Regions from separate parts of the Homo sapiens genome. Here region 2 is linked to region 1. A link is a loop called in an ENCODE intact Hi-C map of the cell type or tissue named here. Cell type or tissue: Calu3. All regions are shown on one strand.

The links. Hi-C counts contacts between places; a loop is a spot of excess contacts. Peaks named below come from ENCODE experiments on the same cell type or tissue, not always from the same donor. Only the 100,000 strongest peaks of a DNase experiment are listed, where the experiment ranks them.
Region 2: it touches region 1 in a loop (2.9-fold over the local background); 2 of 110 quality-filtered maps call a loop at or near these places.

Annotation. Positions count from the first base shown.
Region 1 is chr15:62,124,904-62,127,403 of GRCh38, forward strand. No RefSeq gene overlaps it. Among named protein-coding and RNA genes, the nearest start is that of C2CD4B, 39 kb to the right of the region's middle. In Calu3, a CTCF peak has its summit at 1,046; a DNase peak (open chromatin) is centred at 1,048.
Region 2 is chr15:62,208,687-62,211,186 of GRCh38, forward strand. No RefSeq gene overlaps it. Among named protein-coding and RNA genes, the nearest start is that of C2CD4B, 45 kb to the left of the region's middle. In Calu3, no CTCF peak of the experiment used is centred here; DNase peaks (open chromatin) are centred at 875 and 1,355.

The sequences.
Region 1 (2,500 bases):
GCCAGGTCATAATGGCAAGCTACCCTGCAAAAGCTTTTCTAGGTTCAGATTAGAAGAGGTGCTCTAATTCACAGATTGTGGCATGATAGCTTCCTAGAAATGGCTACACACAGCCAGAAATGGCTAAACAAATTTAATTTACCAATAGGTGGAGCATGAGACCTGGCCACACTTCCTTTCACTAAAACCTCAGAAGCACTACCAACCCTCAACGTTAGAAAAGGTCATTTACATGGATGCCCAGAGGGTGGGAGAATGTGCATACTACTTCACAGAGGAGGACGCTACATTTTGCTGCATTTTGTACATGCATTTTCTTGTGTCTTTACTCTCATTTCCCTACTCACTCCTCTCTATTCAAGACTATTCCTTATGTCATCTAGGCTCTGATCTCATCATTTATAACTTTCTTCTTTCCTACATTGGGTTTAAATTAATTTCCAATTACTCATTAAATACACTAATGGATTCTCCTTTTAAGAAATTCAGACATTACAGATAAGGCTAAAGTCCCATAGGCAGTTGAAAATATAGATCTTGAAGGAGAGGTCTAGGACTAGTAGCTTAAATGTAACTGAAGCTTACCATTGGTCATCATGATGGACAGAATTTTCTCCTCTGTATTAAACTTTAAAAAAAAAAAAGTAGTTCCCTCCTCCTCAGCATAAGTTGCCTCAAATCACTTTTACTTTCAGAAACAAAACAAACAAAACCAAAAAACCCTCTCTTTTTCCTAAATCTTCCTCTAGCTACCATCTCTTTTCCTCCTCTCCTTCCAGTCACTTCTTTTAAGGTTTTCTCTGTATCTTTCCGTTTATGCAGTTTCATTACAATGTATCTTCTTCCTGTTTACATTGGGTTAGACCTAATGACAATGAACATAAATTTATATCAAGAGCAAAACAAAACAAAAAAACACCCAAGTTTATTTAATTGCTGCCTTCTGCTACCCCTTGGCCCAGAGAGCTGGGAGTAGGGATGGGGAAGCCAGAAGGCAGTGCACGATTAGACCCATCTGGTATATTCTCAGACAGACAGACAGAGGGCCCCCTAACGGTAAGCAGCTGCTTCTTCCAGTTATAGGACAATATTTGCATCCTGGAATTCCCAGCACACTGTTAAGTACTTGGCACAGCTGGAGAGCAGGTTATTGCTAAGTTAAGCACTTCCTTTCACAAAAGCTTATCTAGGTGTAAGTGATTATTACCAGAAGTGTCCAGCTCACTTCTCTACTTCATCCCTGTCAGTCAATCATACTCATATGTTTACTCTCATATATTTACTCTCATATCATCACATATCATCATAATAAATTTGTTTATGCTTTTAAGCCTAAGATCCTTCTAATTTTTTCTGGCAACACTCCAAAAAGAGTCTCAATACATGAGGTATTAAGCTATTAAATCCATGGATCAAAAGGGAAGGCCCAAAATTTTCTCTTACTATAACATTCCATATGTACACAAACAAACCAGAAATAAATTCTCTTCATAAAAGGACAGCTAGTTGTCTTGATAAAATTTAATAAGTAGTATCCATTCTTTCCCCAAAGATTTAAAACCACTTTTACCATATGGATTAGTCCATTTTCATGCTGCTGATAAAGACATATCTGAGACTGGGCAATTAACAAAAGAAAGGTTTATTGGACTTCCAGTTCCACGTGGCTGGGGAGGCCTCACAATCATGGCAGAAGGCAAGGAGGAGTAAGTCATATCTTATGTGGATGGCAACAGGCAAAGAGAGAGCTTGTGCGGGGAAGCTCCCCCTTATAATACTGTCAGATCTCGTGAGACTCACTCTCTATCACAAGAACAGCATGGGAGAGACCTGCCCCCATGATTCAATTACCTTTCACCAGGTCTCTCCCACAACACATGGGAATTCAAGATGAGATTTAGGTGGGGTCACAGCCAAACCATATCACCATAAACTTCATTTTTAACTATACAGGGCTCTGTTTTCTTTCTTTTTTTTTAATGGTTCTTTGATCTTTAATTCTAGTCCAATGTCAGTACTATGCTGTTCTAATTGCTGCAGTTTCTCATTATATTTTGATATTTGGTAGGGTAAGTGCCCTTTTATTGTTATTTTCAGCAAAAATATTTTGGAGGGGGATCTAGTCTATACACTTGGTCTTCCATGTGAACTTCAGAATCAGCTTGTTATTTTCTATTAAATATTATTTTTGAATTGGTATAGGGGCATATTAAATCAGTGAGAATGAGCTGGACTTTATAATATTCCAGTATTGGAGATAACCAGATAACTACATGGAAAAAAGATAAAATCATATTTACTATTGTCACAATTTATCAAGATATTTTCAACATGGACAAGATATTAATGCAAAAATAAAACGACAAAAATACTTAAAGAAAATGTGAGTGAATTCCTCTATAAGCTGTGAATGTGGAAAATCTTTATATGACTCAATATCCAGACAAGGTAAGGAAGATTGATAAAGCTGACCACATTAAAAAAAATTAATGGTAAAAGA
Region 2 (2,500 bases), 84 kb after region 1:
TCCACGTTGGTCAAGGTGGTCTTGAACTCCTGATCTCAGGTGATTTCCCTCCCTCAGGCTCCCAAAGTGCTGGGGTTACAGGCATGAGCCACCATGCCTGGCCATGTGTATATGTTTCTAGTATCATTTAGATATAGTTCACTACCGAGTTATATGAAAGAGCTCTAATCAATTGGCTTAAAGAAAAGTAAGTGCTTCAATGAAATATTTTCTCAGGAAAATAGAAGCTAGTTCAAATGCCATTAATTCATGTGACTTCAATGATCTTTGTTAAATAAAACTAGTCTCTAAATTCTCTTCAGTAATTTAATTTTTAAAGTCATGTTATTGATAGCAACAGGAGACAGACAAATTCCTAGGCAGACAGGGACGGGTTGCTGGTAAGGCTCGACCTTCAACCTGAGGACTGAGCAGCTAGTTCTGGATAGAGTCCACGACTGGAGTGAAAACTTCTGTCCCCATCTTATCCACTTTCTCTCAATTGGTTCCTTCTGGATGATGCCTTTTAACCAATCAAATGGTGCTCTCTCCAAGCCCACCTGTGGACCAATCAGCATGCATTCCCCCATTCTAAGCCCATAAAAACCACAGACTCAGCCTCATAAACAGCTACCTGCTTTCTTGGTCACGTCTCACAGCTGAGACCTTTCCTTCTGTAGCTCAATAAAATTCTTCTCTGCCTTACTCGCTCTCCAGTGTTTGCATACCTTATTCTTCTTGGAACCCAGAACTTGCTAAGCTGCAGGGAGCAGGAGTGAAAAAGAGCTATAACCCTCCCTCCTGCTTGCAAAACAACAGGTGAGAAGAAGCCATAGGGTGCCACTCCCTCCTGCTCACTGAATTACAGGAGCAAAAGAGCTGTGACACACCTGGCTGGCTCACTGAGCTGCAGATGGTGCAAGTAAAAGAGCTGTAACACTCCCTCCTGTTCACCAAACTATGGAAGCAAAAAATCCACTGGGTGCTGCTCCCTCCCACTTGCTGAACTACTGGAGAGAAGAAGCCACAACAGTAGGTTAAATTAAGTTACCAAGACCACCTCAGTCATGGAGACCCCAACCCAGCGGTGCTAAAGAATTGAAGACAAAGACACAGAAATAGAGTACAAAGTGGGATCGGGGCTGACGGCCTTCAGAACTGAGAGCCACAAACAGAGTTTGACCCACATATTTATTGACAGCAAGCCAGTGATAAGCATTGTTTCTATAGGTTATAGATTAGCTAAAAGCATTCCTTACGGGAAACAAAGCATTCTTAGCAAGGAGTAGAGAAACAGGTTCTGGCTGATTATCAGCAGCAAAAACATGTTAAGGCACAGCCTGCTCCTGCTATTGTTTGTGGTTTGAGCAGTTTCCCACTTTAGGTGGCCAGGCGTTCCTTGCCCTGCTCCAGTAAACCAACAACTTCTAGCCATGTGCATCACAGCCATCACGAGCATGTCGCGTTGCTGCAGAAATCCTGTTTATGGCCAGTTTCTTTAAGGCCTATTTATGACAGGCTTAGGGCTTGTTCCCAGCATTAAGTAATCCTAGGTTTTTCAACAGAAATGAGGGTTACTAAGAGAATAGTAGTTAATATATGTGATTAAAACTAGTAGATATAAGAGAAAAAAAATTCTACATACAGGGTGTATAAAGTAAGATGTTGATGTAGTTTGGATGTTGTTTCCTCTAAGCTTCATGTTGAATTGTAATCTCCCATGTTGGAGGTGGGTCTGGTGGGAGGTGATTGGATCATGAGAACGAATACCTGATGAGTAGTTTAATGCCATCCCCTTGGTGCTGTCCTCACAATGGTGAGTTTTCACAAGATCTGGTTGTTTAAAAAGGGTGTGGCACCTCCCCCCCCCCCCATGGCTCCTGCTATCACTGTGCGTGACATTTGCTCCCTCTTCAGCTTCTGCCATGATTGCAAGCTTCCTGAGGCCTCCCTAGAAGCTGAACAGATGCCAGCACGATGCTTCCTATAAAGCCTACAGAACCATGAGCCAATTAAACACCTTTGCTTTATAAATTACCCAGACTTTGATGTTTATAGAAATGTAAGAACAGCCTAGTACAGAAAATTGGTACCAAGGAGTGGGGCACTGCTATAAAAATACCTGAAAATATGAAAGAAACTTTGGAATTGGGTGGCAGGTTGAAAGACTTCGGATGGCTTAGAAGAAGAAAGGAAAATGAGGGAAAGTTTGGAGCTTCTTAGAGACCAAAAACCACTTGTACCCCAAAAGGTATTGAAATATATATATACACCACAAAGGTTTTAATACAACACTATTGAAGGTTGGGTAGACCAAAGGGAGAACTTGCTGGTCCTTCAAAATTAAAAATCCCCAAACTAGTTTTTGGTATTTGCCCCAGATTGGAGAAATTTCTTCAATCAGAAGGCAAAGGTTACAATGAGAAAGCTGATTAACAATTGCCTGGGAAAATGTTGAGGCAAATTAGTCAAGATTGACAAAAGAGCCTTGGTCCCCTGGCTCAAGTCACTGCTGAGAACC